2 separate regions of the Homo sapiens genome follow, and region 1 is linked to region 2. The links are chromatin contacts, found by Hi-C or POLR2A ChIA-PET in ENCODE. All regions are on one chromosome and are shown on one strand. Each heading gives the region's core, a stretch centred on a gene start or an enhancer-like site at or near the end of the contact. The rest is flanking DNA. Distances are from core to core; before and after follow the strand shown.

What was found. Hi-C counts contacts between places; a loop is a spot of excess contacts on that map. ChIA-PET counts read pairs that join two places held with the same protein, here RNA polymerase II (POLR2A). Pooled maps may share reads with other maps.
Region 1: a pooled map shows a loop between it and region 2 (6-fold over the local background). The contact joins two enhancer-like sites. A Hi-C loop is called at or near these places in 4 of 37 single-sample maps with no recorded cell type and 8 of 50 pooled maps. POLR2A ChIA-PET finds 5 or more read pairs at or near these places in 4 of 52 experiments (GM12878, PC-3, activated CD4-positive, alpha-beta T cell and 1 more).

What each region holds. Positions count from the first base shown.
Region 1 is chr16:21,644,312-21,650,716 of GRCh38, reverse strand. The region is part of intron 4 of METTL9 (methyltransferase 9, His-X-His N1(pi)-histidine); the gene reads right to left. IGSF6 (immunoglobulin superfamily member 6) reads left to right here. Exons shown (of 6, transcript NM_005849.4): 2 at 3,225-3,584; 3 at 6,321-6,405. LOC124903663 (a long non-coding RNA gene) reads right to left here and starts at 6,321. Exons shown (of 2, transcript XR_007065025.1): 1 at 5,541-6,321; 2 at 3,250-3,785. RefSeq lists an enhancer at 4,992-5,171. Within about 2 kb of position 3,381, at least 8 of the 41 ENCODE cell types and tissues checked have a DNase peak (open chromatin) inside an H3K27ac peak, as active enhancers do.
Region 2 is chr16:21,538,393-21,544,848 of GRCh38, reverse strand. It overlaps the pseudogene LOC646828. Among named protein-coding and RNA genes, the nearest start is that of MIR3680-1, 35 kb to the right of the region's middle. RefSeq lists enhancers at 2,977-3,026, 3,099-3,837, 5,844-6,343, 6,344-6,456. Within about 2 kb of position 3,753, at least 3 of the 41 ENCODE cell types and tissues checked have a DNase peak (open chromatin) inside an H3K27ac peak, as active enhancers do.

The DNA.
Region 1 (6,405 bases), core at 2,132-4,631, 110 kb before region 2:
TCACAAGTTCCTGCTCACAGAGGAAATCATTACAATTGGTTTTCTCCCACACATAGCCTAATTGGGAAGAAGGTGGAAATAAGTAGAGATATGAAATTCCAAAGTTACAAATACCTGTTTTTATCCTATACTACTAGTTTTTAAAGAAAAGTGTTGAAAGTCAGCTATCCCCGCCACCCCAACCTCTATTTTTTTTTTTTTTTTTTTTGAGACAAGAGTCTCACTCTGTCACCCAGGCTAGAGTGCAGTGGCACAATCTCAGCTCACTGCAACCTCCACCTCCTACGTTCAAGCGATTCTCCTGCTTCAGCCTCCCAAGTAGCTGGGATTACAGGCGTCCACCACCACACCTGGCTAATTTTTTGTATTTTTAGTAAAGATGGGGTTTTACCATGTTGGCCAGGCTAGTCTCGAACGCCTGACCTCAGGTGATCTGCCCGCCTCGGCATCCCAAAGTGCTGGGATTACAGGCGTGAGCCACCATGCCCAGCCTCTATTCCTTTTATAGAGACAGGATCTCACAATGCTGCCCAGGCTGGAGTGCACGTCCAGACTCTATTCCTTTAATAGAGACAGGGACTCACAATGCTGCCCAGGCTGGAGTGCAGTGGTGCCATCACAGCTCACTGCAGCCTGGAATTCCTGGGCTCAATCAGCCTCCGGTCTCAGCCTCCTGAGTAGCTGTGACTAATGGCCACACCACCACGCCTGGCTCTTTGGCTTCCCTTTTAAAAACACTACCCAATTTGGAAGGCTGAGGCGAGTGGATTGCTTGAGCCCAGGAGTTTAAGACCAGGCTGGCCAACATCGCAAAACCCTGTCTCTACTAAAAATAAAAAAATTAGCCAGGCGTGGTGGTGCACACCTATAGTCTCAGCTACTCCAGAGGCTGCAGTGAGAGGATTGCTTGAGCCCAGAAGACAAAGGCTACAGTAAGTTAGCCAAGATCACACCACTGCATTCCAGTTTGGGCGACACAGTGGGACCCTATCTCAAAAATAAAAATGTGTAAATAATGGAATCGTCCACTTTTTAAAAATAATTTTACAAATAAAAATAAAAACATTATCTGAAAGATGACTTGAGACTGAGACAGTGCTTAACTTTGCTAAGTTTTGGCAGACCCAATTCCATTTTAAATTTCCACTCAGTATATACTATAAAATGTTTCACTGTACTTGTAAGGTGCTTGAGTCTGGGCAGGAGACATGAGGTTGTATTTCTCAGACTTGAGAGGGAATCCAATCCCCTTGGCTGGAGATGGAGCTGAGCTGGGCCTCCCACAGACACGAAGCTCAGAGAAGCTTGCAGGCCTCCTCCAGGTGACTGCACCCTCTTGTCTGGTTTGCATTTATCAGGTCACCACAGAGCTCCCAGCTCATCTCATGTTGCACAAATACTAAAATATAACATGATGAGAAGAGAGCAAGGCGCAGTGGCTCACACCTGTAATCCCAGCACTTTGGAAGGCCGAGGCAAGCGGGTCGCTTGAGTTTAGGGGTGCAAGATCAGCCTAGGTAACAAGGTGAAACCCTGTCTCTACAAAAAATACAAAAATTAGCTGGGCACAGTGCTGCAGGCCTACAGTCCCAGCTACTTTTGAGAAGCTAAGGCAGGATGATGGCTTGAACCTGGGAGGTCACAGTTGCAGTGTGCCGTGATTGCACCATTGCACTCCAGCCTGGGAGACAGAGACTCTGTCCAAAAACAATAACAAAAATGAAAACAAAAACAAAAAAACATGGTGAGAAGAGACTCGCATCACAAACGCCATGATTCTAACTTTAATTCCTCTGCTGTTATGAATGGGGATCCATAAGAGAAACGCTAAGAGAAAAAAGCCCCTGTCTGAAAATTAAGCATCAGACCACTTGGATGACTTTTCAGTTTCATTTACAGTAGCAAAGGACAAACTCACACAAATAGGACCATTTGGGAATATATGACCAGGCGGAACTCAGACCAAAAACTTGACAAATTCCAATTTGTCTCAACCAATACTATTTTACCTATGGCCTCCCCTGCCGCAAAAGAAGGGTTTAGGGCGGGTCTTTCCATTTGTGCACTCGAGTGGCTTTCCAGCTTCACATGCCTGGGATATAAAGGCCAAGGTGGGGGACTCAATCCTCATAACTTGGAAGAGCACCACATGGTGGACAGTACACTGGAGTGGGTGACTAATCCCAGCTCTGTGAACACCTTGTGGCTAGACGTCCACAACCATCTCTCCAACAGCCATCTGACACTGTGGGAACAGTAGCAGTGGCGGCTGCAGCAGCAATCGCTCCCTTGTATTTAATACTTACTATAGCTTAGGCAGGTAAACACTTCCTAGGCATCATCTTGAACGTCACACTAACTGCATGAGGTCAACAATACTATCCCCATTTTCTAATGAGGAAACTGAGATACTGAGATTATAATGCTGGGAACAGGCAGAGCTAGGATTTGAACTCAAGTCTGTGCTCTTTATCACAATATTGTTAATTAAATAAGATAAATGCTACAAGGGCCTACAAAGCAGCACACACGCCAGGGAGAAACCAAATCTGCTTAGCTATGGCCTGGCGAGCTCATATGGTCCCTGCTCAGTAATCAAAGACATGGTAGGCTAAGCCAGGGCTGCATTTCCACAGGTGTACATGTTGCCTTTTATCATGTTTCCCAAAGGGACACCAGGCTCACAAAGAAACAATTGTGAATGGCCATGAATTCCTGGCGATCTCAACTCCCACAAAGCACAAACATCGCTGCTGCTCATAGGCTCCATCAGCGGCAGCAACGTTCGTCTGGGGACACAGGTTACCACACTGAACACAGCACTCTGGGGAGGCCAGGGTGCGGACAAGAAAGCAGGCAGGAGATTAAGTGATTGGATCGAAGGAAAGCTTGTAAGGAGCAAGAGTCACAGATGGACCCCAAACTTCTGAGTCCAATACGGTGCCACCTCTATGCAGGCCTCCTGCACAGGGACTCTGTTCCCCTGAAGCCTCTCTAGGGCTGGCCTCCAGTGAACAGACATCATGTGACCCAGCAGGTCAAGGTCAGAAAACAGGAGGAGTTGGGGCAAGTGAGGACCACTGGTGTTTATTTTTAGTCTTATTTATATTGGGATTAAGGTAAGAAAAATAACAGAATGGCTGGGTTTCCTACCTCAAAAATATAATAAAAGCACAAAGTGAGGTGGCAGGCCCATTAACCCACTCATCTGCTTCCTCCCACAGGTGCTGTGGGCGCCTGTACTCTCTCTGTCACACAACCGTGGTACCTAGAAGTGGACTACACTCATGAGGCCGTCACCATAAAGTGTACCTTCTCCGCAACCGGATGCCCTTCTGAGCAACCAACATGCCTGTGGTTTCGCTACGGTGCTCACCAGCCTGAGAACCTGTGCTTGGACGGGTGCAAAAGTGAGGCAGACAAGTTCACAGTGAGGGAGGCCCTCAAAGAAAACCAAGTTTCCCTCACTGTAAACAGAGTGACTTCAAATGACAGTGCAATTTACATCTGTGGAATAGCATTCCCCAGTGTGCCGGAAGCGAGAGCTAAACAGACAGGAGGAGGGACCACACTGGTGGTAAGAGGTCAGTCAGCGAGGCTTTATTTCAGTGCATCATTGCATCTTGTTCAGGCCTGTAAAATCATTACCTCACTCACATGTAGAAATCAGGAGATAAATTTGCTAAGTTAATACCCTAGCCAGTGATGGGTGTGATCTGAACACAAGTCACCATGAGGTTTGGACTAAAGAACTACTCCAACTGGCTGGGCGTGGTGGCTCACACCTGTAATCCCAGCACTTTGAGGCTGAGGTGGACGAATCACTTGAGGTCAGGAGTTCAAGACTAGCCTGGCCAACATGGTGAAACCCCATCTCTACTCAAAATACAAAAATTAGCCGCGCATGGTGGCATGCACCTGTAGTCCCAGCTGCTTGGGAGGTTGAGGCAGGAGAATCGCTTGTAACCCAGGAGGCGAAGGTTGCAGTGAACCGAGATCGCACTACTGCACTCCAGTCTGGGCAACAAAGCAAGACTCCATCTCAGAAAAACAAAAGAACTACTCCAATCCATCTCGAACATCCACTAACACAAAGTCAGTGATTTGCTGGGTGCTCTATTCTCCCTACATGGTGATGTTTAACCAACCATGTTCACCTCTTTTGTATATTACAGTGATTTAGTGTAAAGTACCATGTCCAAAGGGAACCTTGTGGTGAGTAACTATCAGCTTTCTCAGGAACTAGTCTGGTAATGCACCACCTAGAACAAAGCACTAGAGAAGTGTAAAAGATCAATAAATTGGACCCACAGAAACTATGCAACATGGAGAATAAGCACAGATTTGGAGAGAAGCTACTCAGGGATCCCTGACCCTTCCCATTCTGCCTGGACATCAGTGAACGGAAAGTGATGACTCTCACTTCCTGAGATTTGATAAAACCCATGACAATTCCTCAGCCGAGCGAGGACATCAAACATAGCTAAATCCTATCAGTAATTTCACCAAGTCATTCCCTTGAGTAAACTGAGATTAAGACATTCCCGAGAAAAAAAAAGGGGGAATTTCAGAGAAAAAGCTTTACATGATTCTGAAGGAAAAAAGAGAACAGCAGCAACTCCTCGCCTTGTTGGGGTCTCTTCCCTTAGGAAGGACCCTGGTATGATGAGCAGAGATTGTTAAAACATGAACTCAAAATCAACCAGCCCTTCGATTTCAAAATAGGACTCTGAGGAAGGGAGACCATCCAGTATTATAACCTGTGCTTTTAAACTACGAGGGTTCTAATGGGCTTTTGATATTCAAATGTCATTTAACCTTAGTTTATTCTCATCTGTCAGCTAAATTATAAATAAGTTAAGGCACTTAAAGCATTTTTAATAGTGCCTGGCATATAGCAAATAACAAATGTTAGCTACTGATATGAAAACACACACAGCTTTAGAGATTTGTATGTCTCACTGCATTAGCCTTCTAAAAACATGTTAGTCAAAGGGAAAAATGGCTTGTAAAAAGATGAAGGTCTCAAAGCTGCAAGGCTTATATAAAGTGAAGTGAAAGTGAAAGGCAGAATTGAAAGTGTTAAGGCAGACATGGCAACTTCCTGTCTCTTCTACAGAACTCCTATTTTCACACTGAAGCTTTTTTATTTTAGTTGTATAGATGTGGTTAATTTGTTAGTTTCACAAATAAAAATGTATGCTGCATAAACTGCATTCACAGGATAAGCATCTATGGGATTTTTCTTTCTTTTTTTTTAAGACAAGAGTCTTGCTCTGTCGCCCGGGCTGGAGTGCCGTGGCGTGATCTCAGCTCACTGCAACCAACCTCCACCTTCCGGGTTCAAGCGATTCTCCTGCCTCAACCTCCTGAGTAGCTGGGATTACAGGCATGTGCGACCACGCCCAGCTAATTTTGGTATTTTTAGTAGAGATGGGGTTTCGCCATGTTGGCCAGGCTGGTGTCAAACTCCTGATCTCAAGTGATCTGCCCACCTCGGCCTCTCAAAGTGCTGGGATTACAGGCATGAGCCATCACACTCAGTCTCATCTATGGGATATTTAGTTGGAAAGTACAGGCTATTCAGACAGTAAGTACAAATCTAATTGTATTTTGTACTCCAAATAGTCAGGTAATTGAAGACATGGCATGTTACTTAATCCCTACCCAGAGCACAAGACAATTTCTGCAAGGAGAGAGAAATTCCGAATGTGAAAATGGATTCAATAACTCTATTTCCAGAATTTTATCATAAAGAAAGAAGAGCACATTTGGCAAAAGTGCCTGTCTTTCAAGCACGCAGTGAGCACTGCGCTCCTCAATGTATGGCCTTCCCAGGTTCTTTCACAGATGGGACTCTTCAGCTATGTGTACTAGTTCCAAGGCTATAAATATCACCCTTAACAAATACATATGAAAATATCTTAACCACATAGGCAGACTCTTGATGATACTGGTAAACCGTTTCTACCAAAAGAGATTTTAGATGCCCTTGAACAAACTGTCTGGAAATGTTTATCTAACTTCAAATAATCCTTTATCTAAAAAGTGATGCTTAGCAATATGACAAATGGTTGGTTGAATTTTTTTAATGTTTAAAAACGAGTAACATTTTTGGTTTAACACATTTAAAGAACTGATGAACTGGCTTTAACTATTACATACTTGAGTACCTTTTGAGGTCTAGTTTTTATACGAATAGGCAAGCAGAGTAAGTTCACGTTTCACCTCTAAAACGCAGTGTGAAGGATACTTTACACATGTATTTGAAAGAATAGGCTTTAATAGTCAATGTGCTTCTTTCTGTTTTTGTCATTAAGAAATTAAGCTGCTCAGCAAGGAACTGCGGAGCTTCCTGACAGCTCTTGTATCACTGCTCTCTGTCTATGTGACCGGTGTGTGCGT
Region 2 (6,456 bases), core at 2,504-5,003:
TCTGGGAGATGGAGGTTGCAGTGAGCTGAGATTGTGCCACTGCACTCCAGGCCGAGTGACACAGCGAGACTCATCTCAAAAAAAAAAAAAAAAAAAAAGACCTTAGGAGGTAAAAGACCCAGCCTTGGGGGCAAGAGTCTATGCTTCACGGGTCAGGGAATGGGAAGAGACTTGAACAACCCTCTCGCCTAGAGGCTCCTAGCCTAGGACTTCTGGGAGCTTCTCCCATAGCACAGTGTATCAGAGAGCCCCACAGTTGGACTCCTGGGTCCAGAGCCCTGATCCACCACTCCTGAGCTGCGCACCTCTGAGCCTCAGCTTCCTCGCCTGTGAAATGGAGATGTTAAACATCCACAGTAGCCCGGGCGCGGTGGCTCACACCTGTAATCCCAGCACTTAGGGAGGCCGAGGTGGGTAGATCACCTGAGGTCAGGAGTTCAAGACCAGCCTGGCCAACATGGCAAAACCCCATCTCTACTAAAAATACAAAAATTAGCTGGGTGTGGTGGCACACTCCTGTAATCCCAGCTACTCAGGAGGCTGAGGCAGGAGAATCGCTTGAACCCAGGAGATGGAGGTTGCAGTGAGCCGAGATCATGCCACTGCACTCCAGTCTGGGTGACAGCTCGAGAATCCGTCTCCAAAAAAAAAAAAAATCCACACTAGAGCAGCATTCTCACCATGTAATGGAATAAGGAGCATGTCTGGTTCTTGGTGAAATGTGCAGTTGAGTTTAAGGCCCAGCTGTGGCCAACACTCACACACACACGTCTGCTGTGGAATGCACAGGCTGCTGCTGCCTGTCACGAAACGAAAATCCACCAGCCCAATCACTAAGGTTAAAGTCGCTTTTTGTTGCTGCGGGTGCTTTCAGTCAGCTGGTTCCCAGAGAGAGCTATTACCTTTTGGGAGTCCATGAAACTTTAGAATGATGGCCTTCTGATGGAAAATGCTAGAAGTGTGGTTGAATCTAACTCCTGATTGGTGGGCAGTGCAGGGCAGGACGGGGCCGTGGTGGCCTCAGGCTCAAGGGCAGATGGCCTTGGCTTCAAATCCCAGCTCTGCCTCTCACCCCCTCGGACTCAGCAGTCCTCACCCAGGGATGGGCTCATCTGCAGCTTCTGGGCTGCTTTCCTGGTTTCCTCCAGTTAAGGAACAAGCTGTCCTGAACTAGGGCAGGAAAGACCAGAGTCACGTAGTCCCCATCATCTCTCCTAGTTCCAGGCTGGTCCGGGCCCTGATGTGGGACTGACTCGGCAGAGACCCTCCAGGAATGCCTGCCACGGTCATTCCCTGGGGACCCAGCTGGCTTCTATGCAGTGCTCAGGGCTCCAAGGGTGCATTTCCAGAAAGAGCCAGATGGACACGATGTCTTTTCTGCCCTGGCTTCCAGAGTCACAAAGCACTGCTCCTGCGGCATCCTGTTCACCACTCCCACCAGGAGCACCTGCCCAGGCTCAGGGCAAGGCGACATCACCCCACACCTCGGTGGGAAGGGTTCAAAGAAGCGACAGCCCTCCATATAAATCATCACACTGAATCTTCCAATCACTCCATGGGGCAGGGCCTGTGATTCATCTGTCTTGCACACACAGGGAAACCAAAGCTCAGAGAGGCAGAGAAGGCCTTGCCCGGGCACACAGGTGGCAGGTGAAGAGCCCGTTTTTAAACCCAGGAAGTGGCTCCATGCAGCCTGAACTCCCAGTCGTCCCAGCGCCCACCTCCCACATGCAGTCAGAACCCAGGCTGAGCTCCAGGCCCTGCTGCACATTTCTGAGCTTTTCAGCAGCTTAGAGGGAAACACAGGCAGTGTCTATAACCAAAACCACATTAGGCGCCGCCTGGAAGCCCGGACCCCCACCCCCACCCCCAGCGCCGTCCCATCTGCACAGGCCCCTACCAGTGCTGACCTGTCACTATGCACTCAGCTCCCAGCACGCAGGCCCAGCCCCAGTGTGGCCCCGGTGACCCTGGGCAGACACTCCCAGAATGGAGACCTCGAGGCTTCGCCTTTGACCCTCTCACCATAGCCAGAAGTTTTGGCAAAAACTGCCCACAGAGGGTCCCCACCCTCCATGCCTGGACAAGCTGCAAGCTCCTCAGGCTGCTGGGGCCCCCCCTCCTCCCTGCCTTCGCAAGAGTCAGGGCTACCGGGGAATTGGCTGCCTTGTGGAGCTGGAAACAGCCCACCAGGTCCAGGGGATCCAGGGAATGGCTCTATGCCCTGTGGGGGCTCTTCTAGCTTTGGCAGCAGCAGCGGCAGCACCTACCGAGCCCCACGCCCATGTGGCAGGCACTGATGGAAGCCCATTACAGCCACCACACTGCCTGTCGTACACCTGGGGAAACTGAGACTCTAAGAGGACAAACCAAGGGCGGAGTTAGGCTGGGTGAGGCTTGACGCTCATAAAATGCGGGGTCCTGTTTAAGAGAAAGAAGACAAAACCAGGAACAGAGCGGTGGCTCACGCCTATAATCCCAGCACTGTGGGAGGCTGAGGCGGGTGGATTACCTGAGGTCAGGAGTTTGAGACGAGCCTGACCAACATAGAGAAACCCCATCTCTATTACAAATACAAAATTAGCCAGGCGTGATGGTGCATGCGTGTAATCCCAGCTGCTAGGGAGGCTGAGGCAGGAGAATCGCTTGAACCCGGGAGGTGGAGGTTGTGGTGAGCCGAGATCGTGCCATTGCACTCCAGCCTGGGCAACAAGAGCGAAACTCCGTCTCAAAATAAATAAATAAATAAGAGAAAAGTGGAACAAGTCACCAACCCACTTCCGCCAGCAAAGGCTTGTGGTGCTTTCCACAGGTAGCTGGGCCATCCGTGCTCAGATAATGGATGTGATGGTCTTCAGCCTCATTGGTGTGCTCACCGGTGTCCCATTCTAGCTGCCTGGGGCTCACCACACGCATAAAGGAAGGGCCCTGACTTCCTCTGGGGGCCCTGAGGGGGAGCAGCTTTCTGTAACCACATGGCTGCTCCAGCCCTCATGCATCTTAGAGACAGGACAGGAACTCCTGGGGACGATGAGGCAACACACAGGCATCCTCTTCTCAGCCCAAGGCTGGAAAGCTTAATTGGCAGGAAACCTGCACGCAGTGGAATGGCTGGGGCCTGCCGCTCCCCCGACTGATTCCTGCAGTCCTGGGGAGGGAGAGATGAGCCCGCACCTTGGAACGGGCCAGGCCTCAGTGGCCCTGACTGGCAACGTGGCTTTGGGCAAGTTGTTTATATCTGTCTGTCTATCTTCATCAGTAAACTAGAAATACTTCTTGAAGGGTTGTTCTGAAGATTTGAAGTAGTTGCTCAGAAAGTGACTGGCACATCTGTGCCCTGGGAGCGGGGACGTGTGGCCGGCAGGAGGAGAGGACATCTCACTGCACACCTGCCTGTTACCCATGTGCACAGACCAACGTCTCACTGCACACCGACCTGTTACCCATGTGCACAGACTGACATCTCACTGCACACCCGCCTGTTACCCACGTGCACCAGACTGACACCTCACTGCACATCCACCTGTTACCCACGTGTACAGACTGACGCCTCACTGCACACCCACTTGTTACCCACGTGCACCAGACTGACGCCTCACTGCACACCTGCCTGTTACCCACGCGCACCAGACTGACATCTCACTGCACACCCGCCTGTTACCCATGTGCACAGACTAACACCTCACTGTGCACCCACCTGTTACCCATGTGCACAGACTGACGTCTCACTGCACACCCGCCTGTTACCCATGTGCATAGACCAACACCTCACGGTGCACCCACCTGTTACCCATGTGCACAGACTGACGTCTCACTGTACATCCATCTGTTACCCATGTGCACAAGCAGCCTGCTCCTTCACAGCCCAGCTAGAGTGTGCAATGGGATGTCAACCCAGCTAGACCATGCAATGAGATATTACTTGGCAATCAGAAAGGACACAGCTCTAACTCACGCTGCGGTGTGGGTGAGCCTCAAAAGCACCGTACTAAGTGACAGACGCAAGACACAAATGTTCCACATGTTACATGACTCAGTTCCTATGAAACCCACAGAGACAGAAGCAGCACGGCGGGGGTGGGGAGAAGAGCTAAAAAGTACCAAGCTTCCTCCTTGAGGTGCTGAAAATGTTCTAAAATTGACTTGGGATGGCTGCACAACTGTGAATATACCCAAAACCATAGAATTGTACACTTCAATTTTTATTTACTTTTTCTGGTTTTTTTTTTTTTTTTTTTTTGAGATGGAGTTTCACTCTTGTTGCCCAGGCTGGAGTGCAATGGCATGATCTCAGCTCACTGCAACCTCTGCCTCCCAGGTTCAAGCGATTCTCCTGCCTCAGCCTCCCGAGTAGCTGGGATTACAGGCATGCACCACCACGCCTGGCCAATTTTGTATTTTTAGTAGAGACGCAGTTTCGCCATGTTGGTCAGGCTGGTCTCGAACTCCCGACTTCAGGTGATCCACCCGCCTTGGCCTCCCAAAGTGCTGGGATTACAGGCATGAGCCACTGTGCCCGGCCTATTTACTTATTTTAAGAAAGGATCTCACTCTGTCACCCAGGCTAGAGTGCACTGGTATGATCACAGCTCACTGCAGCCTCAACCTCCGGGGCTCAAGCCATCCTCCCACCTCAACCTCCCAACTACCTGGGACCACAGGCATGTACCACTGCACCTGGCTAGTTTTTGTGTTTTTTGTAGAGTCAGATTCTTGTTATGTTGCTTAGGCTGGTCTCAAACTCCTGGCCTCAAGCAGTCCTCCCACATCGGCCTCCCAAAGTGCTGGGATTACAGGCATGATCCATCGCGCCCAACCAGGTTGTACACTTTAGATGGGAGAGTTGCATGGTATGTGAATTCTATCACAATAATGCTGTGGGTTTTGTTGCTGTTGTTGTTGTTTGAGACCGAGTCTCTCTCTGTTGCCCAGACTGGAGTGCAATGGTGCAGTCTTGGCTCACTGCAACCTCTGCCTCCTGTGCTAAAGCAATTCTTGTGTCTCAGACTCCCGAGTAGCTGGGATGACAGGCACCTGCCACCATGCCTGGCTAATTTTTGTATTTTTAGTAGAGACGGGGTTTCGCCATGTTGGTCAGGCTGGTCTTGAACTCCTGACTTCAGGTGATCTGCCTGCCTTGGCCTCCCAAAGTGCTGCAATTACAGGCATGAGCCACTGTGCCCAGCCTATAATGCTGTTTTTTTTTTTTAATTAACTGGATAATTATAAACGTGAACACGTGTGCACAGAACTGATGCATGTGTCTGCCGGCGTGGACACTCCTGGGCTTCCTTCTGGTAGCTCAGCCGCCTCTCTTGACCCTGACCCTCACTGCTTGATGTTAGGAGACAAGCCCAAGGCATCTAGGTTGCTGGCTTCCACCTTGGAAGGCCAGGGCCCAGCAAAGTCAAGGTGATGTGATGTGGCTGAGCAGGGAGGCCATCTTCCTTCCAGACAGAGACTCTGTCACTTTGGACTGGACTCTTGTCCCACAGTGCTGGCCAGGGACAGGTGCAGAGTTGTGCTTGGTTGGCATGGGACGCTGATGAGGGCTGTGTTGCGGCCAGGCCCAACCACCATGAGCCGAGATCATGCCACGGCACTCCAGCCTGGAAGACAGAGTGAGACTCTGCCTCAAAAAAATAAAAAAAATAAAAAGTTATAAATAGAACTACCCTATGATTCAGCAATCACACACTTCTGGGTATATATCCAAAAGAGCTGGCTGGGCACAGTGGCTTATGCCTGTAATCCCAATATTTTGAGAGGCCAAGGCAGGAGGATCACTGGAGCCCAGGAGTTGGAGAACAGCTTGGGCAAGATGGCAAGACCCCCTGGCTACAAACAATTAATTTTAAACCCTGGTATGGTGTCCTAGCTACTTGGGAGACTGACGCGGGGGGATCACTTGAGCCCAGGAATTAGAGACTGCAGTGAGCTATGATGGCATCATTGCACTCCTGCCTAGTTGACAAAGTAAGACCCTGACTCTTTTTTTTTTGTTTTTTGGCTGTGAGTGTATTCAATGCAAAATAATCCTCTCTAATTTTACGGAGGTGGCTGGCCATGTCCACGACCAAATCTGCCTCTAAACTGGAATTCGGTTGCTGACCCAGCCCGAGCCTCAGCTTTCTTATCGGCACCAGGGGCACAGCACTCCGTCTGTAGGTATGTCTGTCGGCTTCCCCTCTTGTGAGTCTTGCAGGTCGCCCACCCTCCAGACCTTTAGGCCGAGGCCTGCCAGTCCCTGGACGGCTGCAGCGTAGGGTGGCAGGCACAGTTTCCAGGGACAGATGAAGGTAATCACGGAGATACTGGATACCCTGATCGGTAAGGTAGCAGTAGAAATGTCTCCAGGCAAGCCAGGCACGGTGGCTCATGCCTGTAATCCCAACATTTTGGGAGGCCGAGGTGGGCGGATCACGAGGTCAGGAGATCGAGACCATCCTGTCTAAC